Regions from separate parts of the Homo sapiens genome. Here region 2 is linked to region 1. Evidence: read pairs that join two places in POLR2A ChIA-PET (ENCODE). Cell type or tissue: PC-9. All regions are shown on one strand. Links, peaks and the distances in the headings refer to the core of each region. The heading gives the core; the rest is flanking DNA. Region 1 holds the start of LOC105372640 (a long non-coding RNA gene). Region 2 has its middle 37 kb from the start of SULF2.

Region 1 (16,433 bases), core at 6,486-11,485:
TGCCCCATCATCCGCCTCAGTCCTAAGCAAGCTGAGGCAGTGGGTCGCCCTAGACTGGAGCAACGTGCATGATGGTGGGAAGAGCCAGTGACTCTCTTTCATGTCCTCTCTGCCCTCGATCTCAGGAGTCACCCAGGTGGGCACTGGCATCCAGGATGAAAACTTCCCAGCACCCCAGCAGTGGCCACGTGACCAGGCAGTGGCCAATGCACATGAGGCCAGTGCACAGCAACTGCCATTAGAGGAAGGAAGATTTGTGTCCTCTTGTTCTCTTCTCCCCTCCCTGCTGGCTGGTAGTAGATAGGATGGACACTGTGGGGGAAGCTACACCCTAAAGAAGTCAAAGCAGCAAGATGGAAGTACCCTAAGACCCTGAAAAATGCACAGAGAAGAATCACCCGACTGGCTTGAACTTTCATGTGAAAGGAATGAACCTCTGTCTTAGTAAAGCCACCGTGATTCAGGGTCCTTGTGATATTCACTGAGGCTGTAACATAATTGTTGAAAGAACAGGAGCGGGAGGGGAGATGGAGTCGGAGAGGCAGGCAGAGGTCAGATCACATGGGGCCTGTAGGCCAAGGCGGAGGAAGAAACAGGTGACATAGGACTCAAGGACCCCACCTGCTCCCAGGCGAAGGGAGTTTGCTGTGGGTGCCCCTCCCTGTCTGTGTGTCCAGTGTATTCATATTCTTCATACCTTGCCCATATTGGACAAATACTTTTTTCTATTCAATATTTAGAAGACATTGCATTAAATAGCAAGATGGCAGGTGAACATCAGGAAGGAACATTAGGAACATCCACGGCGTTCCATCCAGGAACCTTCACCGTGGAAACTCTTGTGCTCATGGGCGTGGTCTCAAGACACAGTCAGCTGTTGGGGATCAGAGGCGACACTCATTGTAGCAGAGAGGCAGGACCAACTGGGAGAGGGTCCTTCTGTGACAACTATTGCATCACCGGGCTGTGTGAAGTGACTCAGCTGCCAGAACTCACACAATATCATTCTACACCAAACCTCACGGGAAAAATGGTAAGTTTAAAGTTTTTTCATTAATAGCAACTCTCAGATTAATCTCTGTCCTCCATCGCTTCTCCATGAAACAACTTTTTATAGCTTTGGTTGGGTCTATTTTTCCATTTATTTTTTATTTTACTAACTGATTTAAAGATATATATTTTGTGTGTGTGATTTTGTCTCTGTCAGCCAGGATAATCATGTTTTAATTCCTATTATTATTATTACCAACATCCTTTAGTTTTTTTAGCTTTTCAATTCCTAAGGGTATTAATCAGGATCTTTCTGTCTCGTGAGATGGAAAACAAATCCAAACTGTGTAAGAGGAAAAAGAATGCACTGATCACTAGCATTGAGAAGTTCCCAAGCTTAGCTTGCTTGGGGTACAGCTACGTCTACCATTTCCAGGGTCATCCTGTAACTCTCTCTCTCTACTTCCCCAACTTTGGCTCCATGTTTAGCTCCACGACCCTCAGACTTAAACAGCAGCACTGGCTCCTCCCCAGATCTCCAGCTCCCTGACCCTCAAACTCCAACTCCAACACCAGCTCTGCCCCAGGTCTCCAGCTCCACAATCCTCAAACTACAACAGCAGCACCAGCTCCCCTGGGGATCTCCAGCTCAATGACTCTCAGACTTGGGAGGCAGCTCCAGCTCCCACCAAGCCTCCAGCTCCACAACCTTCAAACTAGAACAGCAGCACCAGCTACTCCCTGGGTCTCCAGCTCCCTCAAAATTCAACTATAGCACTGGCTGTTCCCCAGCGCCACCAGCTCCACAACCCTCAACTTACACGGTGGTAGCACCAGCTCCTCCCTAGGTCTCCAGCTACACGACCGTCAAACTTGAACTGCAACACCAGCTCCTCTTCGGCCTCCAGCTCCACAATCCTCCAACAACAACAGCAACACCGGCTCCTCCCTGAATCTCCAGCTCAACAACCCTCAGACTTGAGAGGCAGCACCGGCACCTCCCCAAGGCTCCAGCTCCATGACCCTCAGATTTGAACAGCGGTAGCACCAGCTCCTGTCCAGGTCTCCAGCTTCATGATCCTTAAACTAGAACAGCAGCACCACCACCTCCCTAGGTTTCCAGCTCCACGACCCTAAGACATGAATGGCAGGACCGGGTTCCCCGCTAGGGCTCCAGCTCCAAGACCCACAGATATAAACGGCAGCACCGGCTCTTCCTGGGATCTCCAGCTCCACAGCCTTCAAACACGATCAGCAGCACCAGCTCCCCTCTGGTTCTCCAGCTCCACAATCCTCAGACATGAACAGCAGCACAGGCTCCTCCTTGGGTCTCCAGCTTCTCTACCCTCAGACTAGAACAGCAACACTTGTTCCTCCCTGGGTCTCCAGCTCTTACAAGTCTCAGACTTGAAAGGCAGCACTGGCTCCTCAGAAAGTTTCTGGCTCCAAGCTGGTGCTGCTGTCCTAGTTTGAAGGTCATGGAGCTGGAGACCCGGGGAGGAACCATTTGAACAGCAGCACTGGCCCCTCCCCGGGTCTCAGGCTCCACGACCCTCAGACTTAAAAAGCCGTAGTACGGGCTTCTCCCTGGGTCTCCATCTCTACAACCCTCAGACATGAACAGCAGCAGCACCGCCCCCTCCCCCTGTCTCCAGTTCCACGAACCTCAAACTACAACAGCAGTACCGGCCTCTCCCCAGGTCTCCAGATCCACGACCCTCAAAATAGAATGGCATCACCGGCTCCTCCCTGGGTCTCCAGCTCCCAAACTCTCAAACTTCAATTGACACACCGGACCCTCCCCACAGTTAAACAGCAGCACGGGCTGTTCCCCAAAGCTCCAGATCCACGACCCTCTGACTTAAAGGGCGATAGCACCAACTCCTCCCTAAGTCTCCAGTTCCACGACCCTCAAACTACACAGCAGCACCGGCTCCTCCTTGGGTCTCCAGCTTCACTACACTCAGACTAGAATAGCAACACCGGTTCCTCCCTGGAACTCCAGCTCAATGACTCTCAGACTTGAAAGGCAGCACCAGCTCCTCAAAAAGGTTCTGGCTCCAAGACCCTCGAACTAGAATAGCAGCAGCTGCTGCATCTTGGGTCTCCAGCTCCACAACCCTCAAAGTAGAAAAGCAGCCCTGGCTCCTCCCCGAGTCTCCAACTCCTCAAGTCTGAGGGTTGTAGAGCTGGAGACCCGGGGAGGAGTCAGTGCTGCTGTTCTAGTTTGAGGGTCATGGATCTGGAGACCCAGGGTGGAGCCGGTGCTGCTGTTCTAGTGTGAGGGTCATGGAGCTGGAAGACCCCGGGAGGAGCTGCTGCTGCTGTTCTAGTGTGAGGGTCATGGAGCTGGAAGACCCCGGGAGGAGCTGCTGCTGCTGTCCTAGTTTGAAGGTCATGGAGCTGGAGACCCCGGAATGAGCCATTTGAACAGCAGCACTGGCCCCTCCCCAGGTCTCAGGCTCCACGACCCTCAGACTTAAAAAGCCGTAGTACGGGCTTCTCCCTGGGTCTCCAGCTCTACAACCCTCAGACATGAACAGCAGCACCGGCTCCTCCCCCTGTCTCCAGTTCCACGAACCTCAAACTACAACAGCAGTACCGGCCTCTCCCCAGGTCTCCAGATCCATGACCCTCAAAATAGAATGGCATCATCAGCTCCTCCCTGGGTCTCCAGCTCCCAAACCCTCAAACTTCAACTAACACAGCAGATCCTCCCCACAGTTAAACAGCAGCACGGGCTGTTCCCCAAAGCTCCAGATACACGACCCTCAGTAGCACTGGCTCCTCCCAAGGTCTCCAGTTCCATGACCCTCAAACTACACAGCAGCACCGGCTCCTCCCCAGGTCTATAGCTCCACCACCCTCACACTAGACATCAAGACTACCTCCTTCCCGCTCTCCAGCTACACGACCCTCAAACTTGAACAGCAGCAGCAGCTCCTCCCTAGATTTCCAGCTCCATGACCCTAAACCTGCAACAGCAGCACCAGCTCCTCCCTGTACCTCAAGCCCCATGACCCTCTGACTTGATCAACAGCAACAGCAGCTCCCTCCCTGGTCTCCAGCTCCACAACCTTCAGCCTTAAACAGCAGCAGCACCAGCTCCTCCCTGGGTCTCCAGCTCCACAACCCTCAGACTAGAACCGCACCCCTCCTCCCTGAGTCTCCAGCTCCATGACCGTCAAACTACAACAGCAACACAGGTTCCTGTCTGGATCTCCAGCTCAGCAACTCTCAGATGAGGCAGCACCGGCAACTCACCAAGGCTCCAGCTCCACAACCCTCAGATTTGAATAATGGTAGCACCAGCTCCTGTCCAGATCTCCAGCTTCATGATCCTTAAACTAGAACAGCAGCACCGCTGCCTCCCTGGGTTTCCAGCTCCACGACCCTAAGACATGAATGGCAGAACCGGCTTCCCACAAGGGTTCCAGCTCCAGGACCCACAGATTTAAATGGCAGCACTGGCTCTTCCCAGGATTTCCAGCTCCACTACCCTCAAACTAGAAGAGGAGCACCGGCTCCTCCCTGGGTCTCCAGCTCCCAAACCCTCAGACATCACCTGACACACTGGATCCTCCCCACAGTTACATAGCAGCACGGGCTGTCCCCGAAAACTCGAGATCCACAACCCTCTGACTTCAATGGCGGTAGTACTGGTTCCTCCCTAGGTCTCCAGTTCCATGACCCTCAAACTACACAGCAGCACCAGCTCCTCCCCAGGTCTACAGCTCCACCACCCTCACACTAGACACCAGGACTACCTCCTCCCCGCTCTCCAGCTACACGACCCGCAGATTTGAACAGCAGCAGCGTCTCCTCCCTGTACCTCAAGCCCCATAACCCTCATATATGAACAACAGCAATACCAGCTAATGCCTAGGGCTCCAGCTCCAGGATCCACAGATTTAAACTGCAGCACCAGCTCGTCCAAGGATCTCCAGCTCCACCACCCTCAGACTAGAACAAGACCTCTACTCCCTGGGTCGCGAGCTTCCGGACCCTCGAACTATGAAAACATTGCTCCTCCCTGGGTCCGCAGCTCCACGACCCTCAAACCAGATCAAGATCTCTCCTCCCTGTGTCGTCAGCTTCCTGACCCTTGAACTATGACAACATTGCTCCTCCCTGGGTCAGCAGCTCCACAACCCTCAAACCAGATCAAGATCTCTCCTCCCTGGGTCGCCAGCTTCCTGACCCTCGAACAACAGAAACATTACTCCTCCCTGGGTCAGCAGCTCCATGATCCTCAAACTAGAATGAGACCTCTCCTCCCTGCGTCGCCAGCTTCTGGACCCTTGAACTATGAAAATATTGCTCCTCCCTGGGTCGGGAGCTCCATGACCCTCAAACTAGAACAAGACCTCTCCTCCCTAGGTCTGCAGCTTCCAGTCCCTCAAATAACAACATTGCTCCTCCCTGGATCTGCAGCTCCACGACCCTCAGACTAGAACACGATCTGTCCTCCCTGGGTCACCAGCTTCCGAACCTTCGAACTAAAACAACATTGCTCCTCCCTGGGTCTGCAGCTCCACGACCCTCAAACTAGAAAAAGACCTCTCCTCACTGTGTCGCCAGCTTCTGGACCCTCGAACTACAAAAACATTGCTCCTGCCTGGGTCTGCAGCTCCACGACCCTCAATCCAGATCAAGATCTCTCCTCCCTGTGTCATCAGCTTCCTGACCCTCGAACTATGACAGCATTGCTCCTCCCTGGGCGCACCCTCAAACTAGAACAAGACCTCTCCACCCTGCGTCGCCAGTTTCCGGAGCCTCAAACTAAAACAACCTTGCTCCTCCCTGGGTCTGCAGCTCCACAACCCTCAAACTAGAACCAGACCTCTCCTCCCTGTGTTGCCAGCTTCCTGACCCTTGAACTATGGAAACATGGCTCCTCCCTAGGTCTGCAGCTCCACGACCCTCAAACTAAAACAAGATCTCTCCTCCCTGGGTCTGCAGCTCCACGACCCTCAAACTAAAACAAGATCTCTCCTCCCTGTGTCATCAGCTTCCAGTCCCTCAAATAACAACATTGCTCCTCCCTGGGTCTGCAGCTCCACGACCCTCAAACTAAAACAAGACCTCTCCTCTCTAGGTCTGCAGCTTCCAGTCCCTCAAATAACAACATTGCTCCTCCCTGGATCTGCAGCTCCATGACTCTCAGACTACAACAAGATCTCTCCTCCCTGGGTCACCAGCTTCCGGACCCTCGAACTACGAAAACATTGCTCCTCCCTGGGTCTCCAGCTCCATGACCCTCAAACTAAAACAAGATCTCTCCTCCCTGTGTCATCAGCTTCCAGTCCCTCAAATAACAACATTGCTCCTCCCTGGGTCTGCAGCTCCACGACCCTTAAACTAGAACAAGACCTCTCCTCACTGTGTCGCCAGCTTCCGGACCCTTGAACTATGAAAACATTGCTCCTCCCTGGGTCCGCAGCTCCACGACCCTCAAACTAAAACAAGATCTCTCCTCCCTAGGTCTGCAGCTTCCAGTCCCTCAAATAACAACATTGCTCCTCCCTGGATCTGCAGCTCCACGACCCTCAGACTAGAACAAGACCTCTCCTCCCTGAGTCACCAGCTTCCGAACCTTCGAACTAAAACAACATTGCTCCTCCCTGGGTCCGCAGCTCCATGACCCTCAAACTAGAACAAGACCTCTCCTCCCTAGGTCTGCAGCTTCCAGTCCCCAAATAACAACATTGCTCCTCCCTGGATCTGCAGCTCCACGACCCTCAGACTAGAACAAGATCTCTCCTCCCTGGGTCACCAGCTTCCGGACCCTGGAACTACAAAAACATTGCTCCTCCCTGGGTCTGCAGCTCCACAACCCTCAAACTAAAACAAGATCTCTCCTCCCTGTGTTGCCAGCTTCCGGACCCTCGAACTATGACAACATTGCTCCTCCCTGGGTCTGCAGCTCCACGACCCTCAAAGCAGATCAAGATCTCTCCTTCCTGTGTCATCAGCTTCCTGACCCTTGAACTATGACAACATTGCTCCTCCCTGGGTCTGCAGCTCCATGACTCTCAAACTAGAACAGCAGCACCAGCTCCTTCCTGGACCTCCAGGTCAATGACTCTCAGACTTCAAAGGCAGCAGCAGCTCCACCCCCAGGCTCCAGCTCTAAAACCCTCAGATGTGAGCAGTGGCAGCACCAGCTCCTTTCTGCGTCTCCGGCTTCATGATCCTTAAATTAGAACAGCAGCGCCATCTTCTCCCTGCGTCTCCAGCTCCAGGAACCTCAAACTGCAACAGGAGCACCTGTTCCTCTGGGATTTTCACCTCCACGACCCTGAGGTGTCAGTGGCAGCACTGGCTCCTCCCCTGGGCTGCAGCTCCAGAACCCTCAAGAATAATCCCTTCTCATGAAATGTAGCAGTCAGGAAAACTGCAGAGGAAGTAAATAAATAAATGTTTTCTTTCAAACTGATGTTTCTTTTATATTCACACAAGTCAGGAAACTTTTCTACTTTCCATCAACCTTACAATCTACTTATATTCAATTGTAAGGTGGAAATCCACCATTTGAAATAACCTTTAAAAACTTAGTAACTCTCTTTTACTATGATTTTATCTCACAGCTCTAGAAACGATCTTTCACTTTGCCTGTGCAGAAGTCTTGTGAACATTCAAACTAGAATTTACTTGGTTGAGATTCTAGAATACACGTTATCCCCAGATGTTCCTGCCCTCCTTAAAATCTTCTAACATGTTCCCCTCACCCGAGCATAAATGCCAGGTCCTATCCACAGCCCACAGTGCCCAGCACGGCCCTGCCCTCTGCCCTGACCTTATGGTCTCCCCTCTGCTGTTACTTTCCTCCCAGACAGGCCTCTGTCACTTCCTGAAACCACACAGGCTCAGGCCTGACTCCGGGCCTTTGCCCCTGCTGTGCCCCCTGCGTGGAGCGCCTTTGCCCGGCTCCCCATCCTCCTCTCCACCCGCTCAGCTCCAGCCTGCTGGCTGCCCCTCAGTCCCCGCCCCTCAGCGGGGAGGACATCCAGAACACACGATGTCCTCCCCGCTAGGCCTTTGCACATGCTGTTCTCTGTGCCTGAAACCCCTCCCCCCTCACCATCTGCGTTCACTTTTCTAATTTCCATTCATCCTTGGAGTCTCCACTGAAATATCGCCCCCCCGCCTGCCCCCACCACTTGGACTTAACCTTGCTTAGGTTGAAAACCCCCATCTCCTGAGTCCAGGAAGCTAGATGCTGTCCTGGCACTTGGAACTTTCCCATCACAGCGTTTTGCGCACTCGTAATTTATTCTATTAGGTTGGTGCAGAAGTCATCGCAGTTTTTGTCATTACTTTCAATGAACTGCAGCGCCGGCTCCTCCCCACTTTTGATTGCCATTACCTTTACTGGCAAAAAAGTGCTGGAATTACTGCTGCACCAACCTAATAGAATAATTTATATTTATTGATCCATCATATGTCTTCCCCTCTAGAAAATAAGCTCCATAAGAATAGTGACCAAATCTACTCCAATCACTCCAGCTTCCTTGCACATTGTCAATAATTATTTACCGACTGACTGATAGAGAAATATCTTCATTGTTGCTGGGATGAGCCACATAACATGACACGCCCCTTTGAAAGTCAATGTCATGGACAGTTAGCATTTGCTTTTCACTCCTGCACCCGTGGCTTGGCTGGGCTTAGGCTGATCTAGTCTGGGCTTGACTCCAGGCTGAGGGTTGGAACCCTGCGTGCTCCACATGCCTCTCATCCTGCAGCTGGAGCCAAAGTTCCCTGGGGCACGCTCGTCTCGTGGGAAAAATCAAGAGCATTAGAGGGCAGGCCTGGCAGTGCCGACACATTCCAGGCTTCTGCCTGTGCCGTGTCTACGAACATCTCATTGGCATAAGCAATTCACCCAGACACGAGCAATACCTCCATCTCAAAAGATAGGAAAAGAAAATACCAGTGTTTTTAGGAAAGAAAATACCAGTGTTTTTAGGAAAAGACTGGGGGGTGGGGTGCAGATCTGGGCATTACGTATTCCAATTTCCTATTGTAGAAAATGGGAGCTAATCAAAGGCTTGGCTTCAATGCTTCCAGTTTAGGATCAAAGCCAAAACAACGAAATAGGGGCAATTCAAAGGAACACCCTCTTTACACCTGTTATTTTTATAAGAAATGAAAACCTTTCTTAGGAGACCTGTCACAATCCTCTTCGGTCTTTTGGGCCAGAATGAGTCATAGGGAAGTCCTCACTGTAAAGGGAGCTGGGAAGTATCTGGCAAAGGTGACTGGCATAGCCAAGGCTGGTTTTGACCAATTGTGATCCATTTCCATTTTGCCTAGAAAAAAATCCTGTTAGCAAGTAGGGTGGGGACAGCTGTTGGGTGAGCAAACATCAGCACCTCCTACTTTATCTTCTTCCACCGCCAGCATCCAATCCAGGGGACAGCCTGTTGTTCCCTCCCTCAGATGCCTCCTCTATTGGTCAGCTTGTTTTCTTCCTATGCCTGGTACCTTCATTGGCATTGCACCTTCTCTAGCCTGGACCATAATTGCCCTTAATACCCTACCTCCTGTCCTTTCTCTTTCAAAAGACTGACAGATACCTGATCTCTCAAGTACAATTCTAACTTGATTACTCCAGCACCCAACTATCTTTGATAACTCTGTCTCATCTGCCAAGTTATATACAAACCTTCTCAGGGTGAAAACCAAGGCCTTCCATAATATGATCATTGGTAAGGGAGAAAAAAAAAAAAAACAGTCCTGTTTGCATCTAGACTATGGAGGGAACTGAGAAACACAACCCTCCAGGCCATGATGCTCCTGAGTCGACATGAACCACACTCAAAGAATATGAACTCGTTCAGACAAGGCCACAAGTTGACTGTGTTTAGAGGTAGGCAGGGATAAGACCACTCTGCAGCCACAGAAATGACTGAACATGCCCCTTTTCTAACATGAGTGACAGCTGCCTCTTTACCAGTGACAACTCTAGCCTGCTTCAAGCTTCCCACTCCTGAGATAAAGTATTTAAGATACGCAATCACCAAGTTGCCCTCACTTCTTGACCTTGCCTCCTTAATCCCTTTTTGGAACCATTCTGTAGAAGCCTAGGTCCTCTAAAAAGCACTGCCCCTTCCCCCTTACTGAGATGCCCCCAGGTGGCCATGGGCGTGGGAATCTCCCTGACTGCAGCAAGCTAAATAAACTGACTGTGACTGCAGGGAAGTTCCTGGCAGTCTTAGGTGGGTGGGCTTTAACATCATGATCTAACTTTACAACTTTACAACTGTTCCCCAATAGCTTCTTTATAGTTCAGACTTTTTTTTTTTTTTCACAATCACACTTAATTCTGAACAAGTTGCTGGATCCAGCTGCTATTTTGCAAGAAATACACAGGACAGAGACAGGAATGTGCTGACTGCACCATAAATTCGGATTCGCCAAAATCCAGACTGTGAAAATCTTTATAGGTCACAGGGTTCAGGCACTGTGACAAAGAAGTTTTAAGAAAAAGACAGGCATGGAAGGGAAATCTGGAAATTTAAGAGACTTACCAAGATTTACCAAATGGGTAACGTGAACTATGCTGTCTAGGGAGCCACATGGGGGTGATTAAGCCATGCAGATTGTAGGGAGGTTGTTGACTATGAGAATCAGCATGAGGGTTACTTTTGGAGGGAGGAAGGGACAGACTGTGATTGGGATGCAGCCGTGAAGGGGACTCTGGCCAGGTGCTCTTTCTTGACTTAGTCTTGGTGATAAGAATATTTGTGTATAATATCTCACTAAGCTATACATTTTTGTGTTTTTTTTGTACCTGTGTTTGATTTTAAAATAAAAAGGCTAAAAAGAATATCCTTGAACAGTTTCATTTCTGTACATAGGAGTCTATAGACAAGGGAAGCAAGAAGTCAAGTTAGGGAGCTGTCAGCAAACCAGGAGAAGGATGATGGGGCTTAACCCACGATGACAGCGGCAGAGACCAGGAGTTGCATTCAGATTCCAATGTTTTGGAAGAAAGAACCAACAGGAGCCTCTGACACATTGAATTGAACATGGGAGAAGAAGGAGAAGCAATGTTATACTGTCACCTCTTTCTGACTTTATTGTGAACCTGGTGAACATAATGGCCAATCAAAGACATTGGAGTGGATGAGATGAAGGTTTCACAAAAGTACTAAAGAAAAAGCTATTGTCTATGGGCAGATGACACTAGTCCAGGGAGGAAAAAAACGGTAGCGAGTAGATGTTCTTTTCCACCAAAAGGTATCGTGCCTATCGTGGAAGCTCCTGGTAGACATTTGCTGGAAACAGCATAGCCCAGAGACATTGGAATAAATTTGAGATGTCTTGAAACTATAATACCCAAATCTGACTATCTGTTCAGTGCTGAAATCTGACTATCTGTCATATTTGGGTATTATAGTGTCATAAGTGAGTGTCATAAAATGAGTTAGGAGTGTTTCTTCTGCCTGTATTTTCTGAAGGTGCTTACGATCGATGTTATTTCTTAAGGAGGGCTGAGATTGTCAGCCCAACACTTCAGATATGCATTGCCCTTGGGGCAATGCCCTTGATGGGGCATCAAGACCCCGTGTCTATTTCACTTCCGAAATTCAAGATAAACAAGGCAGCCTTTTGTTGGAGCTCATTGCCCATTTGTTGAATTGAATAATCCATCTCTCCTCCTTAAAAAAGTCAAGTTCATAAAATAAGGAAGCAAGACTTCTAAATATTTTATGGGAAAAGATTGTCAATAACCAACTCTTTTACATTATTTTTATAGGTCACACTTAAATTGGCAAAATAGCAACGTGCAGGTATGTGTCTTATGAACGTCTGCTTTTTAGCAATGAGAATCCTATTTTCCTACTGGCTTTTGTTATTATTTCTGACACGTCTAACTTAGTTTTTGCTCTCTTACTAGCTATAGGGTTTTCTCACTCTGTTGCTCAGGCTGGAGTTCAGTGCCACAATCACAGCTGCCTGTCACCTTGAACTCCTGGGCTCAAGCAGTCCTCCCACCTCAACCTACCAAGTGCCTGTAGTAGCTACAGGCATGCACCACCACTCCTGGTTAATTTTTTTGTTTTTAAAAATAGAATTGGGGGTTTAGCCATGTTGCCCAGGTTGGTCTCGAACTCCCATCCTCAAGTGATCCTCCTGCCTCGGCCTCCCAAAGTGCTAGGATAACAGATATGAATCACCACACCCAGCCTGTGGTAATACAATTTTTAAGCCGACATTTTCCTGGACTAAAGGAGCTGTTGAAGTCTAGACTCCTAGGAAAATCCTGATGTCCTGCTTATAAATAGACATCCTATTTGAGCTGAGTTATTTTGCAGAAAGGCTGCCTGCAGCTTTAAATGGGCTCCCCAACCTCAGATTCTGGGAAGTTGGCAGCCAGCTGCACTAGGAGTGAGTTATGATGTCAGCTTTCCAGAATTCCTAATGAACTCCAGAGCAAAAAATGCTGTTGCTCTGCCTCCCCCAAGTCACATTTCTAGTTGATTAACGAGCAAAGGAGTAGAAAAATCTATAGCTTTGGAGAAGGAGGAAGAGTGAAATAATTTCTCCTCTAAGAAACCACAGTGCCCCGATTATTTTATTTGTTAAGAAAAAGGAATTTCATTTTCTATTTATTTCCTCCTTTAAATCTAGATTCAGACCCCCGCTTCCCCCTTCCCAGTCATAAAAAGCAGGTTTGGCTCTATACCCCTCCCTTTACCTTCATCCCTGCTTATTTGGTCCAAGATAGAAAATCCAGCCCTGCCCTTTTGGGGGCAGTTGTCTTAGCTCTTTGAGGTCTGTTTAAAATCTCATCTAGCATACATAAAATAGATCTGCAACCCTCCATTAAAAGTCATGGCCTCCTGGCTGCAAAGAGATACATCCGGGTGAAAGTTGTGGTTGGTTATGTCCAGCTCAGCCCTTCTGTGGCCCTGCCCCAGCATGGGCTGAACATCTTCCCACCAGCTGGGACATCCAGGGCAGCTGATCTTTTAGGGGAAAATCACTCTGCACAATTACCCTGCTCCATATCCCACCTTCTGTAAGGCTGCTTAGGCTAATTAAAAGTCATGCTTCTTTGGAGAAATGTCTATTGAAATCCTTAGCCATTTTTTAATTGGGTTATTAGGGATTTTTTGCTATAAAGTTGTAGGAGTTCCTTATATATTTTGGAAATTATCCCTTATCAGATACATAGTTTGCAAATATTTTCTCTCATTCTGTAGGCTACCTTTTTACTCTACTGATTGTTTCCTTCGCTGTGCGGAAGCTGTTTAGTTTGGCATCGTACTTGTCTATTTTTGCTTTAGTTGCCCATGCTTTTGGTGTTGTATCCATGAAATCACTGCCAAGACCAATGTCATGAAATTTTCCCCTATGCTTTCCTCTAGGAGCTTTATAGTTTTAGATCTTACATTTAAGGCTTTAATCCATTTTTAGGTGATGTTTGTAAATGGTGTAAGACAAAGATAAGGATCTAATTTCATTCTTTTGCATATGTATATCCAATTTTCCCACCACTATTTATTGAAGAGGCTATCCTTTCCCTATTGTGTATTCTTGGCACCCATGTTGAAAATCATCCTACCATATATTTGGGTATTTATTTCTGGGCCCTCTATTATAATTCCATTCATCTATAGGTCTGTCTTTATGCCAGTACCATACTGTTTTAATGACTATAACTTTGTAATATATTTTGTGATCAGGAAATGTTATGCCTCTGGTTTTGTTCTTGTTTTTCAAGATTATTTTGGGTATTCTGGGTCTTTTGTGGTTCCATATAAATTTCTGAATTTTTTTGTATTTCTGTAAAAATAAAATTCCATGTGATTTTGATAGGGATTACTTTGAATCTGTAGAATGCTTAGGGTAGTAGGGACACTTTAACAGAATTAAGTCTTCCAATCCATGAACATGAGACATCTCTCCATTTGTTTGTGTCTTCTTTAATTTTTCTCATCAATATTTTGTAGTTTTCAGTGTACAGATCTTTCACTTCCTTAGTTAAGTTTGTTCCTAAGTATTTTTTTAATGCTATTGTAAACTGGATTGATTTTCTAATTTCCTTTTCAGATAGTTTGTTGTGAGTATATAGAAACACAATTGATTTTTGTATGTTGACTTTGTATCCTGCAACTTTACTGAATTTGTTTATTAATTCTAACAGGTTTTTTTTAAGAGTTTTTAGGGTTTTCCATATATAAGATCATGCCATCTGCAAAAGGGAAAGCTTAACTTCTTCTTTTCCAATTTAGATGCCTTTTATGTCTTTTTCTTGACTTGTTGTGTTGGCTAGGACTTCCAGTACTATGTTGAATAGAAGTGGTAAGAGTAAGCATCCTTGTCTTTTTCCTGTTCTTCCTGGAAAAGCTTTCAGTTTTTTACCATTGAGTGTAATGTTAACTGTGGGCTTTTCATATATGGCCTTTATTATGTTGAGTTAATAATTTTTCTCTATGCCTAGTTTTTGAGTGTTTTTATGATAAAAGAGTGTTGAGTTTCATGAAATGCTCTTTTTGTATCACTTGACATGATCACGAGATTTTTCTCCTTCATTCTGTTAATGTGGTGTCTCACATACAATAGCTATATGAAAAGATGCTCAGCATCCCTAATCATCAGGTGAATGCAAACTAAAACCAAAATGAGATATCACCACACATCATTTTTTAGGATGTCTATTATCAAAAAATCAAAAGACAACAAGTGAGAATGTGCAGAAATTGGAACCCTGCTACACTGTTGGTGGGAATGCAAAATGGTGCAGCTACTATGGAAAAATGCATAAAGGCTCCTCAAAAAAACTAAAAGTAGGACTATCATATGAACCAGCAATCTCATTTCTGGGTATTTATTCAAAAGAACTGCAATTAGGACCTTGAAGAGATCTCAGCACTGCCATCTTCATCGCAACATCGTTCACAGTAGCCAAGATGTGAAATCAATCTTGATTGATGGATGAATGGATTTTTAAAATGTGATGTAATATATACATATAATAAAATATTATTCAGCCTTAAAAAAAAAGAAATCTTGCAATCTATGACAACATGGATGACCCTTGAAAGCATTATGCTAAGTGAAAAAGGCCAGTCACAGAAGGACAAATACTACATGATTTCATTTATATGAGGTATCAAAAATAGGCAAACTCATTGAAGCAGAGAGTAGAATGGTGGTTGCCAGAGGCTTGGGGGGAGGGTGAAAGGGAAACTTTCTAATCAACAGGTGTAACATTACACTTAAGCAAGATGAATAAGTTCTAGAGATCTGCTGCCTGACATTGTGCCTATAGAGAGCAATACTGTATTGCACACGTAAAAGTCTCTACAAGGGTAGATCTCATATTAAATGTTCTTACCACAATTTAAAAAATAAGAAATTGAAATATGGTCCCTTCAATAGAGGCCTTGGGATATTTTCTAGACACAACCCACAGTCTTCTTCAGGAATTAACTTAGCACTTGTGGCCATCATATCCTCTTCCCCTTAGTTTTCCTAGTAATATGTGGTTTGTTTACATATTTTACCCAGATTTAATAAAGATATTCAATCATAACAGTGTTTTTTAAAGTCAATCTGTGTGCAATTTTAATTAGGATTTGCATCAGGCTGGGCAAAGCTTTGAGAGGGAGAGGAAACTGAGAGCTGGGCATTCATAGGGTGGGGGTAGCAGGGAGGGCGGGGGGCCAGTTACTGATAACTTCCCTGCCATACACAGACTGTGGAGGACAACAGACACGTGTCCGCATTCCGAAAAACAGAGGAGCTGGGAAGTTGGGAGTCCCATTTGGCTGGTTGGCTCAAGTCTCCATTAGCTGGGGTTTCTGGAATTTTCCCTCACTGCAGCTTTGATGGTGGGGGTCTGCACACCCCACCCCATTAACAACAAGAAAGACCCCGAGTCTCAGGCTCCCATCCACCCCTGGCCTGAGGAGTCACGCCCTCGGAATTTTGCTTTTAGACTTTTACTGGGCCCAGGGTGGGTTATGAACAGAAGCAGAATGGCTACTGCCCAGCAAGGCGTGTGCTGTTCCACTCAGCTTTGACCACCCAGGATCAAGTGAATTAGCACAGTGCCTGACAAATCCTGAGGGTAGCTATTATGAATATGACCATGTTGTGTTTCCTCTCCTGTTTTCAGTTTTTGGGAGATCAGAAACTCGGCTTACCTTTGTATTCTAAGGGCCTAGAAAATTTTTGTCCTATAATTGTGGCTCAGTAAACATGTTTGTTGATTTCCTCATGAGTGAGATACTCAACAGAGCCCTCTGTAAACAGGAAAATATTTACATCATTGGGAATGCACTTGGCTGCAGTTTCAGAACACCTGACTAGCTCCGTCTTGTGCTCTTTTTAGACAGCACCTTGTCTCATTTGAACAAGACATCTGGAGCCTGGAGATCCCAGGGCTGATATGGCAACAGTGCGATGCCCCCCATGGATAT
Region 2 (16,433 bases), core at 7,700-12,699, 300 kb before region 1:
TACACTTAGAAATGGTTAAGGTGGTTAATTTATGTGTGTAATTTACCACAGTTAGGAAAAATGATCAGAAGAGAGTTCCATGCTTAGGGAACAGCAAATGCGGAGGCCCTGTGGGTAGGAATGAGCTTGGCAGATTTGAGACAAAGGAGTCCTGTGCTCTGGGAGCAAAGTGAATCAGGTGGGGGAGTGGAAAGAGGTGTGACCACAAGGACAGACAGGGGACAGAACAGGCTGGATCTTCTGAGTTTGCATTTGATATCAGAGATGTGAAATCTGAGATTCACAACAAAGATCCCCAGTAACTTGCCCAAGGTGAAATAGTCAGTAGGTGGCAGTGGCAGGGAGTCCAAGTGGTTCCCTAACAGATTAGCTGTTTCCCCTTCTTCCTTAGTAATAGAACTACTGCTGACTATCAGTTGTGCCTATGGTCACCCAGAGTCATGACTACCTTTCCCAGCCCCTTTGCAGCTAAGCATGGCAAGGGAACTTAGTCCTAGACAGTGGGAAAGTAGGCAAAATCATCATGTGCAACTTTAAGGGTGTGTCCTTAAAGACAGAGGTATTCTCTTCTTTATCTTTTGTGCTTTCCTGCTATCTGGAATGTCAGTGTGATGGTTGGAGTTTGGCAGCCATCTTAGACCCATGAAGCAAGGGAGAGTGACATGACAGATGGGAGAGTGTGGCCGACATTGGACTTGGGAGTTGGGAGGGCTCCTGAGGTGGTGTCACTTGACCTGCCTTGTCTGATGAGGAGGAGCCAGTGGAGGGTGGGCATATTTAAGTAAGGTCACTCCTGGTAGAAGGATCTGAGGTGGGACAAGCTGGGAGTAAGAGGGGGTGGTGGTTGGACACAGCAGGGAGGCTGGAGGGACTGAGGGCAGGTGTGAGGGGAGCTTGGGCAGAGACAGGAGCTGAGAGGGGGCAGGGCCTGGCCCATCAGTCCCGTGATGGGGACACTGGAAGGTTGTGGTCAGAGAGCTGCCCAGGGCTGATTCAGCATGAGAAGGATCCTTCTAACTGCTGTGTGGGGAAGGGGCTGCTCATGACCAGGACGGGAGGCCAGGGCAAGGCTGGGGAGCCATTCAGGGTCAGCAGATGCTGGAAGATGGAATGGGAAGCACATGTTCTGTAGAGTATAGAGTGGAACCACCTGCGGGATGATGGGCCAGCACCTGCCCTGGACTCAGGGACATCTGTGGCTGATGATTGTGATAAAGATGGGGGATGACCTCAGAGCTCCCTTCCCAGCCTGCGTTTCTGCAGGGAAATGTCAAATCCAGGGAATGGAATTGATCCCAGCATAAAAAACACATGACACTGTGGAGCCAGGAAGGAAGGTCATGAGAATGTTATCAGATGCCATATAATACTCAATATAAAACCAATCAATAATAATCAGAAGTAATCAATATAAAGCCAATAATCAATATAAAATTCAACGCAACCGTAATGAGGGTGATGATGCCTAACATTTTAAACCCTTGCATCCCATGGGCAGATGGTGTACTGAGCACTTTACTGGTATTTTCTGCCTTAACTTGTCTGATAATCCTATGTAACAGGAACTATCATTATCCTCAGTTTATAGAGGAGGAGACTCAGGCACAGAGAGGTTTAAATAACCTGCCCAAGGTCACACAGCTAGTAAGTGGTAGGCAGTGGGCTGGGATTTGAACCCAGAGAACCTGCCTCCCATGCAGGTGTTGTGTGCAAATTTGGCTCAGCCAATTGGATTCTCTTGTCTAGATCCAGGAGGTCTTCACCTTTCTGGATATCTGGCTCACTTGCATCCTGTGATTGTGCCCCCCCAGAGTGAGGGGGTGCATCAGGGCTGAGGATGCTGGTTTGAGTCTTTGAGCAGCATGTGAGACAAACCGAGCAGCAGATGTGGCCAGGTGGGAAAGCCGACACCTCCTGGACTCTCGAAGGCTGAACTGGAGACCCAGGGACAGGGACGGGAGGGTCCCATGGGAGTCCCCAACTCTTATCATCATTTCCGTGTTCATTTGTTCTTGGGAGAGGGGACATCAGAGCCTCCTTCCCCCATTAGAATTTTTGCTCCAAGAAGGGGTTTTTGTTTGATGTGTGTCTCTAGTGCCTTGGGCAGTTCCTGGCTCAATATGTATAGAAATATTATTGTAATAAAGATGAGGGCAGCGACCTTATCTGTCCCTTTCAACCCAGCACCTAGCAGAGTACCTGGCATGTGGTAGGACTCAATAAATATTTGTAGAATGAATGAATGGATGAATGAATGAGTGACATCTCTCAATCCTTCCCCATACCTGCCTCCTCTGTCTTCAGGACCCTTTCCTCCTCATCTCATTCCAACATCCCTGTTTTGGGGCTTTCTTGGGTGGATTTGGGGCCCCATTGTGCTCCCCCAGTGCCTGTTTTAACAGCCTCCCTCCTGCCAAGATGACAAATGTCTCTCAGCCCTGGAAGCTGAGGCTGCCTCCACTGTGAAGCTGATACCACTGTTGGAAGATGCTTCCTCCCACATTGGCACTGCTCTGCTGTGCCCCGGGGTTGCGGCACCTCCTCTGACTGGCCCTTCACTTCAGTCACACTCCTGGAAACAAGTTCCCAGGCAGACCCCGTCCCCAAAGTCTAGGATTCAATTGTCTGCTTATACCAGTGCTAAAAACAGCATGATTTCCCCCAACTCAGCTGCACCTGTGCAGACAAGAATAAGACAGCATATTTTTAGCAGGTAACAGACTGCACACATGCAGGCTATAATTAGCATTTCATTCAAAGGGAGGAGTTTCCCATCCAATGCAAGAGTGACTGACCACGGGGTCTTCTCACTGCAGCCTCTGTCTCAGGTGCCTGGTGCAGGAAGGAGCCAGCAGCACTGAGGGAGACCCTGGGGTTCCCTGGGCACCCAGGAAAGGGGTGGGGCCTTTTTGGATATTGCTCCCGTCACTGCTCATACCTTTCTCTCTGGCCTGTCCAGAGCCTTGGTCCTGCCCAGACCCTAGTGCTGTCCTCCTGTGAGGATGACCTGGCCAGGCCATGTGATGAAGGTGCCCTGTCAGGTTGGTGTGGGGCTTGCAGGTCCTCTGTCCTGCACTCAAGCTGCCCCATGGGGGACAGGGACAGGGCTGGGGTTACCCAGCTGTGGCAGAGACTGCTGGATGACCTCAGCATCCCTCCTGGTAGCAGTGAGCCTAGCTGCCTGGAATAAAGACTGCATTTCCCAGGCCTCCTTGTGACCAAAACATGGCCAGTGGGGTGTGAACATTGTCTTTTTTTCCTTCTCTTTGGATGGGAGAAAACAGGGTACAGATGTCTGGGATGAAGCAGAAGGCAACGGTCTCAAAAATCCGAGGATAAAGATAGAAGGAGGTGGGGCCTCAGTTTCCTCTGCTGTAAAATGGAAGAGTAATTATGTCTATGTTCTGTGGTTTCTGTAAGTTAAGATTCTTTCAGCTGCTAAGTGAAGAAAAATTAAACCCCAATGGTCTAAGGCAAAGGTGGATTTATTGGCTCAGGTAACTGGAAAAAAAATATTCAAGAAAGAGGCTGACTCAGGCATGACTGTTTATCCATAGCCTGGGGGACCTGACTTGCCTGAGTTACCCGTGGCTGTTATTTTCCCCGTAAATTTGTTCATGTGACCAGCAATTCCGGCTTGAAAGGACCATAGAATCTTATTGTAACCCCAGTGTTTAAATCCTGAGCGCACGGGATGTCCAAAATCATCATCGTCACGATTTCTGCCATTCACAGAGCTGACATTTTTCCTGCTCCTCCCAGCTCTTTTTTCTGGCCTCTGCTAAGGTCGAATTCTCCACTCTGCATCTCACAGCTGCCCTTCTTGCTTCTGCAAGGGTCCCTCCATCCAACCACATCGTGGGCTTCTTCTTCTGCTTTTCACATCTCCAAGTTCCACATCCCCAAGTAGCTAATAGAGACACATTTTACTGAACATTTTGGAGCAACCCAGGAGTGTGATTTCATCCATGCCCCGGTCCTTTGGCCATTTCTGCCAACTCTAACATCAGTGTATGTTGCTTAGCAACTCCATTTTTGTTTTTATTAAGAAACTTTAATTCAAAAGGAAAACTCTATCACCAGAGTAAATAGAAAACCAGCATCTTTTCCATGCAAAAGGATGATGACTGTAGAACTAAAAGCAATAAACCTAAACAGAAGGGCTTCATTCTGCAGGAAGCCCGGGGCCTGTCCTTTCTTTGTTCAAAAGGATGAAATGCAAGGTCTGGAAAGGAGCTAAAGGCGCATCAGCACCAAATCAAGGTGTTTTCTTTGAGGTGACTGAAGAATTGGAGAAGAACCACTACAGGATTCAGCGATCTTAGTGCTAGCCCCGTTTGCTTTGTCAAATCATCTCATGTTTATCCTCTGGGAGTTCCTGAGCTAGGAGGGCTGTTGCGGGGCTGGGAGAAGGGAGTTCCAGGCAGCGGGGCTAGCGTCACACAGGCCTGACAGGAGGTGGGGGCCCTGGTTCAAAGAAGTAGCAGAAGCCCGGGTGTGGTGGCTCACGCCTATCATCTCAGCACTTTGGGAGGCTGAGGCAGGAGGATCACTTGAGGCCAGGAGTTCCAGACCAGCCTGGCCCACATGGTGAAACCCTAACTATTTTTAGTCTCTATGAAAAATACAAAAATTAGCCTGGTGTGGTGGCACACACCTATAATCCCAGCTACTCATGAGGCTGAGGCGAAAGAATCGCTTTAACCCGGGAGACAGAGGTTGCACTGAGCCGAGATTGAGCCACTGCACTCCAGCTTGAGCAACAAAATGAGACTCTGTCTCAAAAAAAAAAAAAAAAGTAGCAGAGAGAAGCCAGTGAAACAGGAGGAAAGCAGAGGAGGTGGAAGAGGAGAGCAGGCAGGGGCCAGATGGCACAGAGCCTGGCAGCCACAGTCAAGGGTGCTGCCGGGCTGGAAATCTGGGGCATGAGGGCGTCAGGTGAGTGCTCTTAAAATCCAGGTGGCCTGGGAAAGAGATAAAGCATGGGGGACATTCAGCCAGGCAGGACCGGGTCCCACCCATGTGCCACCCCCAGTGTGGCCTCTGCCCCTCCCTCCCAGCAGGTGACCCCGCATCCCTCGGAGGCTGAGGTGTGGGGTAAGTGGAGGCTTTGAGTCTTTATTTCCTGAGCCCACGTGTCCCTGTCTCTCGGCAGGGACCCTCGGCCAGCTCAGGGGTAAGAATGCAGTGACAGTCAGCGGTGATGTCCCCTGTGAAGAGCCCTGATTGGATTTCCGAGGCATCTCCAGCCATGAGGGCCGCAGACAGGCCCTGGCCAGGGACCTTTATCCGCATGCCTCTCACTCCCCTGATTGAATCTATCGATTCCCTGTCTATCACCACCTTCCCCGAGACACAAGGATGGGATGGTTTAAATGATTTACTTATTTCAAGCCACTGGGGCTTGGCAGAAAAACCAATAGGTGAATGTTAGAATGTTTTCCCTTAATTATTCAGGCTCTCTGAAGAAGAATCTGAAATATCTCGCTGTGAATGGAGCCAAGGTAGAGATGAGGCTGCAGCTGCAGGAAGTGTTCTCTGAACCACCTGCCCTCCTGCCTGGGTCCCCCCACGGCACAGGTGTATTTAATTCACCTGTAGTCAGTGAATGTTGGTGGAGCACCTCTGCCACATTGAGCACTGGTCTAGCTGCAGAGACACAGAGATGGAAACCATGCAGCCTCGGACCCTTCAGCTACTCACAATCTATTGAAAGAGGGGGTGTGTTTGGGGCATGATTAGAGCTATAGTTTAAGGATGGATAGACCAGGTTAGGAGCGCAGTGAAGAGGAAATTCATGGAAGGGATACGGAAACAGAGCTGGAAATGTACACAAGGGTGAGGATATTTGATGCTTAAGAATTTTTAATAAATTATTTCCTTCTTTTGTTTCTTTGAATACAAAAGAAACCTTTACAAAATTTAAAAAATAAAGATTATAGGCCATGCTCTGATCATTACAAATGACATTAAAATAAATGGTAAAGAGATAGCCCTGGCCAGATGTGGTGGCTCATGCCTGTAATCCCAGCACTTTGGGAGGCTGAGGCAGGTGGATCACTTGAGCTCAGGAGTTCCAGACGAGCCTGGCCAACGTGGAGAAACCCCATTTCTACCAAAAATACAAAAAAATGGCCAGATGTGGGGGTGCACACCTGTGGTCCCAGCTACTCAGGAGGCTGAGGTGGGAGCTCTCATTTGAGCCCGGGAAACAAAGGTAGTAAGCTGAGATCGCATGCCACTGCACTCCAGCCTGGGTGACAGAGTGAGACTCTGTCTCAATAAATACATAAATAAATAGAAAAAAAGATAGCCCTGCTAGGAATGCTCTGTGTCTTGATTGGGATGATGTTTACTTGAGTAGACACATTTGTCAAAACGCATTGAATGGGACAGAGAACAGTGCCTTTTACTGGGGAAGGAACTCTCTCCCAGATAACTCCCAGATCAAAGCAGAAACCAAAACTAGAATGATGGTTTCTAGAAAACAACAAGAATAGTTTACACCAGCATCTGAGGGACTCGGCTAGTGCTGTACTCAGAAGAAAATTTATAGTCTTAAATGCTTGTATTGCTCCAGGGTTTCAAAAGGGCGATGGTAAAAGTACTGAGTTCTCAAAAAATAGGAAAAAACAAAAAACAAAACAAAACACAACCAAAAAAAAAACCCTAAATAAGCCAAGATAAAATGGGGAGAGGAAATTAAAGATAAGAGCCAACATCGAATATGCACAGGGTGTGGACGGTGAGTTTTTGGGGGAGTTAGTGATGGGAGCACGCCGCTTCGGAAGTGTATTTTTCCATTTCAGGAGCTGGAGGGTTTTTACGCAGTGGAGTGACCATGCGTGGAGCTGGATGGAGAAAGACCGTGGAGGCTGCAGGGTGGAAAGCTGACTGGGGAAGACTGATAGTCACTGTCTGCCTTGCCTGTTCTTGTTCTCTTCCTGGGCTCTAAGATTTCTTTCTTTCTTTCTTTTTTGACAGAGCCTCTCTCTGTCACCCAGGCTGGAGTGCAATGGCATGATCTCGGCTCACTGCAACCTCCGCCTCCTGGGTTCAAGCAATTCTCCCGTCTCAGCCTCCCATGTAGCTTGGACTACAGGCATGTGCCACCGCTTTCGGCTAATTTTTGTATCTTTAGTAGAGACAGGGTTTTGCCATATTGGCCAGGCTGGTCTTGAACCCCTGACCTCATGTGATCCACTTGCCTCAGCCTCCCGAAGTGCTAGGATTACAGGTGTGAGCCACCACGCCCGTCCAAGATTTCTTTTCCTTCTCTAAATCATTACAGGGGGTCTGGATGCTAGCTGTGCCCTGCCGCTGGGTTATGCAGCCCAGAAATGAAATTTCAAGAGAGTGGGTTCATCTGTGCCAAGTCACATCTTCACCAAAGAAATCTGGGCTCTGATGGGGTCTGCGATGGACTTGTACGTGTGCCATCTGGGGGATGGAGGGTGGGGTGGTGGCCAGGACGGGCCTGTCTGGGAAAGAGGCTTCCCTGAGCCAAGACAGTGGGGGCCACAGGGGACTCTGGGATGGGAAAGCCAGCCCAGCCAGGGTCCTTGGGGGATCTGGAGGGGACGTGACAAAGCAGGAGGGTAGGAGGGGAGCCAGGAGTGGGAAGCTGGGGAAGCCAGAGCAGCAGAGGCTGGAGCAAATCCCGTGGGAAAGAACCAGGAATGGGTGGTTCCTGAGGGAGTGGCTCAAACACCCTCGCAGGGGGGTGGCTCACCTTTAAAGAATGTCTTGCTCAGGCCGGGCACGATGTCTCATGCCTGTAATGCCAGAACTTTGGGAGGACAAGTGAGACGAGGTTGGTTGCAGTGAGCCGAGATCGTGCCATTGCATTCCAGCCTGGGCAACAGAGCGAGACTCCATCTCAAAAACAAAACAAAACAAAAAATGCCTTGCTCTTCCTCAATCAAAATCCCCCTGGGAGTAAAAGATACTGAATGATAGCATACATAAGAAAAGTGCCCAGGCCAGGAGTGGTGGCTCACACCTGTAATCCCAGCACTTTGCGGGGCTGAGGTGGGTTGATTACTTGAGGTCAGGAGTTTGAGACCAGCCTGGGCAACATAGTCAGACCTCATCTCTTAAAAAAAAAAAAAAAAGAAGAGGAAGAAGGGGTAGGAGGAGGAGGAGGAGGAGGAGAAGAGAAAGAGGAAGAAAAGAAACGTGCCCAGATCATAAGAGTACATTTCAATTAATCCTCACCAGGTACACGCTCCTGTGCCCAGACCCTAGATAAAGAAACAGCAATCTCACTACACAGAGTCCAACTGAATGCCTCTCAGAGGGCCACATTCTCCTCTTCAGTGTTGAGGAAATTGGATCCAAAAGAGCCTTGGGTCTCTTTTGGTTGTTTCATTTGAGTATTCTATGGGCAGATTTTTATGTATTGGACTTCTTGAAATGGGACTTACCTGTGCTTAATTTATCTTGATTTCAGCCCACTGGGTAATAAATACAATGGACCCTTGAACAGCACAGGTTAGAACTGCCAGAGACCACATATACGCAGATTTTCTTCTGCCTCTGCCACCCCGAGACAGTAAGACCAAACCCTCCTCTTCCTCCTCCTACTCCTCAGCCTACTCAATGTGAAGAGACAAGGATGAAGACCTTCATGGTGACCCACTTCCACTTAATGAAGAGTAAATGTATACTCCCTTCCGTATGATTTTCTTAATAACATTTTCTTTGCTCTAGCCGACTTTATTGTAGGAATACAGTATATGATACATTTAACATACGAAAACTGTTTATGTTATCAGTAAGGCTTCTGGTCAACAGTAGGCTATCAGTAGTTAAGTTTTTGCAGAGTCAAAAGTTATATGTGGATTTTTGACTGCGTGGGATTTGGTGCCCCCAACTCCCACATTGTTCAAGAATCAACTGTATTCCAAATGACAGAATGTAATGCCAGACATCTGGAAAAGACTGATACAGTTTTCCGACCACCAGAAGAAAATCCACCCAGGGAATTGGTCAGCGGAGGCAGGCACTCAGGTTTCACGGAGCCATGAGTTGGAGGGATTCTGCCAGCTTGGGTGATGAGGGGCTCACAGGTCCCAGGAAGGTGGCAGTAGCCTGGGAGCTGCTTCCTTGAAAACTCTGAACGGGCTGGGACCTGTGGAGAGGGACAAGCGAGGGCTCAAGGGATGGGTCTGAGCTGGTTTTTAAAGTTTATCTGTGTTAGAGAAACTGCCGCTCCAACACCAAGAATAAATCAGCTCCATTTCCCATCACCTCGGTTGCTTCTTTTTCCCATCTCTTCCTCTCTGTAAGTTTTGCCTAAGAAAAATGTATCATGTTTTCTGAAGACAACCGCTTCCCCCTCCTCCCTTGTGAACAGTCAGGCAAAGAATGAATTTAGATTTTTTTGTAGTGTCAAGGCCTCTCTCATTAAATTACTCCCACCATCTCTTGTCTCTCCTGGTGAGTGAGTTTAATGATCTCTTGCTCCTTACTCTCTTGAAAACTGCCTCGTGTGCTTCTGGCTTGGGCAATCTTAATGCTTTGGGCAGCTTTCAGTTTCCTGACTGTAGCTTGCACTCCAGACTTCATCCCCAGCCCGTCCCCATCCTCTTCTCCGCCCAGCGCTTCCCATCTTCCCACATTCCTCTTCTCATCCCCTGTTCTCTCTGCACTTATTTGCTCACTGACATTCCCATATTTTCTACTTCTACTGAAATCCTGATTGTATCCAGTCATGCTTTTTTGATTTTTTAAAAACACTGAAATGTCTGTAATTCCAACACTTTGGGAGGCCGAGGTGGGCGGATCGCTTGAGCCCAGGAGTTTGAGACCAGCCCAGGCAACAGGGCAAGGCCGTATCTCTATAAAAAATACAAAAATTAGCCGGGCATGGTGGCATGCGCCTGTATTCACAGCTACTCAGGAGAGCGAGGCAAGAGGATCGCTTGAGCCCAGGAGGTTCAGGCTGCAGTGGGCCATGATCACACCACGGCATTCAGCCTGGGCAACAGAGAGAGCGCCTGTCTTAAAGACAAACAAACAAACAACCCTGAAATTTTGGCTCACACCTGTAATCCCAGCACTTTGAGAGGCCGAAGTGGGCAGATCACTTGAGGCCATGAGTTGAAGACCAGCCTGGCCAACATAGCGAAATCCCGTCGCTACTAAAATTACATAAATTAGCTGGGTGTGGTGGCGGGCACCTGTAATCCCAGCTACTCGGGGAGACTGAGGCACAATAATTGCTTGAACCTGGGAGGCTAAGGTTGCAGTGAGCTGAGATTTTGCTACTGCACTCCAGCCTGGGCAACAGAGTGAGACTTCGTCTCAAAACAAACAAATACACACACACACACACACACACACACACACACACACACACAAACACAAACAAAAACCCCTGAAATGTGATGATGACCGTTGTGTCCTTATCAACAGCCATTGCTTGCCTGCTTACGTTAGTTGCAGTGGGAGGGTAGGCAGCCAGAAGTATTGGGCATTCCCCTGGCCTGTGCATTTTGAATGATGAATACAAAACTGCTCAATTCACCAAAAACAATCATGTAAGAAAGGAACGTTTCACTTCTTCTTATGGGCCCCTGATTGCATGTGATGCAGGTGACAATTACATATGTCCCCTTAACAGTTTGGAAAATTCTAGTGAAGAGAGGAGTTTAAGTCCCTTCACACTGAACTGAAACAATTAATTCTCTATAAAAATCTCCGCATGATGGATCATGTTGCATTTCAAACCTCTACAGACTGTCTCATATAAATATCTGTTTCTCTTTTTTGAGACAGAGTCTCGCTTTGTCACCCAGGCTGGAGTGCAATGGTGCAATCTTGGTTCACTGCAACTTCTGCCTCCCAGGACCTGCAGAGGTCCTGGTCTCAGAGTTCATGCCCTGCAGTTGCTGTGTGTCCAGCAGCTGGCAGGGCAAGAGGGTTGGGGGGTGGGCGTCACCCCCACAGACACACAGCACCCGGCAGAACCCTGGCCTAAAGGCGCGCAGCTCTGGGGTCTCCCAAGCCCACCTGGGAGTAGGCCCATGGGGACAGCTGTGGGGGACAGGGACTCCCAATGTACAAAACAGGCCATGAGCTGGGCAAGCTACTCCTTCTCATAACCTCAGACCTTTCTTCTGACCCAGTCAGGACCAGCTCCTGGGAGCCTGCAGACAATCCTGGGCCCAGAGAAGCAGGCAGATGTGGCTGTTGGTAGCACTAATATGGGTTGTGAATATCATCCTGTGGTTATTACTTTACTTACGTTACCTGCCAGTACACTCGATCCTGCATATGTCCCCTCACTTCACGCTCACGGGGTTTGAATGATGGGACGAGCACTCCCAGCAGGTGATGAGGGTGATAAATGGCACCTGACATTCCTGGAGCACCTGTTGGTGCGCAGGGCGGGGCTTAGTGCTCTGTTTGAGTCTGGAGACTTTACTCTGCAACAGCAGCTGTGTGACCCCCGGTAAGTGGTTTAACCTTTCTATGCCTCTTCTTTCTCAACTCTAAAGGTGGATAATAAAGTCCCTGCCCTCAAGCAATCAAAGATGTGTAAGAAGGGCCTGGCACATGGCAGGCAGGCAGTATACATGGTTGGGATTAACCCCACTATACAGATGAGGAAACTGAGGCTCAGAGGCACTGGCCTGGCAGGAAGTAGGACCTTCGCCCAGGCTTGTCTGATGCTGAGCGCTTTGGCCTCCATCCCTTATGGCTGCTCCCCACTCCACACTGGGACAGATCCTGGAGAGGCAAACCCCAAATACCCTCCCTAACCAGAAACCGAAATACCAAAATCCACTAGATCCCAGCCCTTACAGCTGCCTTCAGAAGGGACAGAGCAGAGGGCCACCCCCTCACACGCACACAGGGGCTGACCATCCAAGGTTGCCAATCACCTGGCTGCGAGCAGCCCTGTTCCCACGGGGACACTGACCGCTCCGAGTGCCCGGCATTCAGGCCTCGAGCCACCCACTCTGCACTGCACGGGGCCTCCTTGGAACGCGTCCCTCCCCAGAGGCCGTTTCTCTGTGGGATGGCGCTGCTCTGTGGGGAGGACCCCACCTCCCTCCTTCACGACGACCTGCCCTCACCTGGCTCGTCTCTTGGTAGACACTGTCCCACGCATCTCTGTCATTTGCATGCCACCGTGGTGACAGTCTTCCTGGCCACGGGTGTGACAGGGCCTTTTAGTTTCTGACTGACACAGTCACAGCCCGATTTCACCTGATTCCACTTACAAAGGCAGGTTTCCCTTCCCAGCCTCACATGGAGGTGGTCTCCGTGGAGTTCAAGAGGATGTGGGCTGGGAGGAGGGGCAGCAAAGAACCCCAGCACACCCCAAGCAGGAGGTGGCAGGGTCCGTCCGGCCATCTGGAGACAGCCAAGACCCTTGGCCACTGCAGATCCCCCCACTGAGCCTGCCCCCATCCCCACTCCACACTGGAACACATGCTGGAGGGGCAAACCCCAAATACCCTCCCTAACCAGAAACCAAAATACCAAAATCCACCAGATCCCAGCCCAGCATGGCCAGATAGTCTGACTTTCCAACGAAGTCGAAAATACAGATTTTTAGAATTAAAATGTAAATGCTGGCAACTAATTCAAATTCAATTTTGTGGTGGTGTTTTTTTGTTGTTGTTGTTTTTGCATGGAGGGCTTTCTGGTGAAAACCAGACCCCACCTGGGAGCAGGCCCCGGGGGGATGGCTGTGGGAGAAGGGGACCCCTTCCCCGCAAGTACAAAGAACAGGCCACGAGCTGGGCACAGATGCCTCTTCCCGAGCCCACCTGGGAGTGACAACCGGAAAACGTGCTAGACAAATTCTGAAAGAGCTGGAACACCTTACATTATTTTAAAAGTCCCCAGGTTGAGTTAATCCCAGACCCTTTACAGCTTTTTCCTTCTGATTGGTGAGGCCTCAGCTCAAATGTCACCTCCTCAGAGAGGCCCTCCCCCATGGCCCTATTTAAGTAGCCCCCACCAGAGTCTCAGTCAGCGACACGCACCCTTCATTTCCTTCTTGGCGCTGACCCCTACCTGCAAGTGCCTCGTCATTTGCGGTTGGCATCTGCACTGTCCGTCTCCACCAGCACTTAGGCTCCGTGAGGACAGACGCACGTCGCCTTGTGCCCTGGTGAATCCCAAATCCCTGCCCTGAGCGCAGTGCCTGGCACAGAACAGACACAGGCAATGAGTGCTGCTGAAAGTTCCCCATGGAGCCAGTGGTGATCTGTCCAGGCTCTACAGCCCTCCCGCTAAACGTGTTCAGAGACGGGGACGCTGGGGCCATCCTCCTTGCTCCACTCCTGGTGAAGAGCCCTCAGACCCATAAGATGGGCTTGTCCATATCACCTTCTCAGGTGAGCCTCATACATAAGCAGGTTCAGTGGGTTAACCAAGCCTACATCTTTAACCCACGTGATAACCACAGTACCAGGTTTCTGCCATCAAATCTTTTCTATCCTCAGTCCTGCCTTGGGAATTCAAACTCACCCAGAATTCAGAGTTTCACAGACTCAGAAGAGAATGTGATGCCAGATTGTTCTGAAATGTTTGGTTTTAAAGCAAGATCAAATGATTACATTTGTGATCTGAAATCATTTGATTGTATCAAGCCATATCCCCTTCCAAATTATTTTCTTTAAATTCTCCCCAGAACGGGGAGCAGTATTAATTGTTTCCAATGAAAAGACTGCCCCTTTCATCAAAGCCATGAGCTTTATCTGCTGTTTTTGAATATAACACTGGCTTAGTGAAAGTGATTGTAAATAGCAGGTCTTCTTTGTGCATTTTGTGCTTCCAAATGTGCTACTTGGAATAAAGAAGTGAAAAGTTTAAAAATCCTCTCTTGTAAATGTTTGGAAATTGCACTAGAGTTATTTCTTGCTCTTTGAGGGGAGAGGTCACCCTGCAAACATACAGTCACACCTGTTCGGCTCCCCCGGGTTTTGAATGTCACTAAACCCCCACTTCCCCCCTACCTTGGCAGGTCAGACTCTGTGAAGGACGCTCACTGTCTGTACGACCTCACACCAGGCACAGGGACTGGGGGAAAGAGACACATCTGGCTTGTGGGACATTCCTGCAAGGCCAGTTTTCTGGTAGGGAGGTGACACCTGCAAAGGAATCTCTCATTTCTCCCAGCTCCAGCCAGTTTCAACAACAGGTGGGGTTTTCTTTCCTCTCAATTGTTATAGATTTCTTTTCTAATAATCAAAGTCATGACTCATTTTGAAAGTTTTTAAAAATAGAAGAAAACAAGATTTTAAATCACACGTGATACCAACACCAAAGATAAGCAGCATTCGCATTTTGCTATGTAGTGCTCCTGTTAGACATACACACACATATGATCACACTTACACACTTATGCATTTTTGCTTCATTAAAATAGAATACAGCTTTATGGGCCAGGTGCAGTGGTTCATGCCTGTAAACACAGGCAGATCACTGAAGGTCAGGAGTTTGAGACCAGCTTGGACAACATGGTGAAACCCTAGCTCTACTAAAAATACAAAAAAATAGCTGGATGTGGTGCATGTGCCTGTAATCTCAGCTACTCAGAAGGCTGAGGCAGGAGAATTGTTTGAACCCAGGAGGCGGAAGTTGCAGTGAGCCGAGATCTCACCATTGCACTCCAGCCTGCACAACAGAGTGAGACTCTGTCTCAAAAAAAAAAAAAAAAGAAGAGCTTTGTTTACACTAAACAATATTTTGTGTCCATATTTACACATAGATAACAACAGATCACTATCATTTTTGGTATGGGCATATGTAGATATAAGTATTACATGAATTTCCTACTTTTTATCCAGTTATGGTCATATCACCTATCAGTGATTTAACTTCAGCCAAGACAGAAGTTTATCTCATGAAAACCAAGACTGGGCCGGGCACAGAGGCTCACGCCTGTAATCCCAGCACTTTGGGAGGCTGAGGTGTTTCACTTGAGGTCATGAGTTCGAGACTAGCCTGCTCAACATGGTGAAACCCTGTCTCTACTAAAAATAAAAAAAATTAGCTGAATATGGTGGCACGGACCGGTAATCCCAGCTATTCGGGAGGCTGAGGCATGAGAATCACTTGAACCCAGGAAGCGGAAGTTGCAGTGAGCTGAGATCACGCCATTGCATTCCAGCCTGGGCAACAGAGCAAGAGTCTGTCTCAAAAAATAAAAAAGTAAAAACAAAACTGGAGGTTCTCAGTCTAGGGTGGCGTTAGGGACTTTCATTTCCTTCCAGAGGACATTCTGCTATCCGCAGGGTAGAAGCCTAATCCTCAAGGTTCAAGGTGACAAGAATAGCTCCAACCATCATACGCTTATTCCAGGAAGCAGGTCAAAGGATGGAACAACTAAGAAATGACATTAAAGATATGTGTCAGTCCATCTGCGTTGCTATAAAGGAATACCTGAGGCTGGTTATTTATAGAAGAGAGGTTTAATTGGCTCACAGTTCTGCAGGCTGTACAAGCATGGCACCAGCATCTGCTCCTGGGGAGGCCTCAGGAAGCTTCCAATCATGGCAGAAGGTGAAAGGGAAGCAGGTACATCACATGGCGAGAGAAAGAGCAAGAGAGGGAGGAGGATGTGCCAACCCCTTTAAACAACCAGATCTCCCATAAACTCAGAGCAAGAATTCAGTCATTGCCATCAGGATGGCACCAAGCCATTGTGAGAGGGATCTGCCCACATCACCAAAACACCTCCCACCAGGCCCCACCTCCAACATCAGGGATCACATTTCAACATGAGATTTGGAGGGGACCAACATCCAAACCATATCAAGACAGAAGTTACAGAAGGGGGTCTCCAAAAATACCACCCAACACTTTTATTGCCTCCCATTGGCCAGAACCTGGTCACATGGCCACAACTCACTGCAAGGAAGCCTGGGAAAATGTAGCCTGTGCCCGCCCACTAGGAGAGGGGAGCACTGGTGCCAGGGTGTGGGACCACCAGTGGGCATTTATGCTTCCTACTTCTTTCTTCTTATAAAAATCCTTGAGATTCATCTTTGCATATTTTTCTGACTATTTCCTAGGGATCAATGCCTATAAATGAAATTTGGGACCAAAAGTTACGCACCTTCATTGGCCAGTTGCAAAATTGCCCTCTAGAAAAGTTGTACCAACGAACTCACCCAAGAGGTGGGGTTCTATTTCATGAAATGTTTCTCCACCCCACATTTCCTTTTAATCCACACCCTTTGGCCTTTATTAGGCTTAGACATCTCTTCAGAATCCGTGCTTCCTACATCATAATCTTGGGATTCAATACATGTTTTTCATTCGGGTTATTATTAATATCAGATTTATCTAACTATGCGTGAACCCAGCCACAGCCTTAGGGAAAGAGATGTATCTTTCAGTGCTGAAGAGAATAAAAATGAATAATCCTCAGAGACTTTGAAACTGAAGTGGGCAGGCAAGGGTGG

The links. ChIA-PET counts read pairs that join two places held together with the same protein. Peaks named below come from ENCODE experiments on the same cell type or tissue, not always from the same donor. Only the 100,000 strongest peaks of a DNase experiment are listed, where the experiment ranks them.
Region 2: POLR2A ChIA-PET joins it to region 1 with 9 read pairs; 1 of 35 experiments calls an interaction of 5 or more read pairs at or near these places.

What each region holds. Positions count from the first base shown.
Region 1 is chr20:48,119,390-48,135,822 of GRCh38, forward strand. LOC105372640 (a long non-coding RNA gene) reads left to right here and starts at 887. Exons shown (of 2, transcript XR_936803.2): 1 at 887-1,033; 2 at 1,480-7,425. RefSeq lists an enhancer at 6,585-7,470. In PC-9, for the core only: no CTCF peak of the experiment used is centred there; a DNase peak (open chromatin) is centred at 9,232.
Region 2 is chr20:47,814,204-47,830,636 of GRCh38, forward strand. It overlaps the pseudogene RNU7-173P. Among named protein-coding and RNA genes, the nearest start is that of SULF2, 37 kb to the left of the region's middle. RefSeq lists an enhancer at 11,891-12,591. In PC-9, for the core only: no CTCF peak of the experiment used is centred there; a DNase peak (open chromatin) is centred at 7,748; H3K27ac peaks cover 708 bases.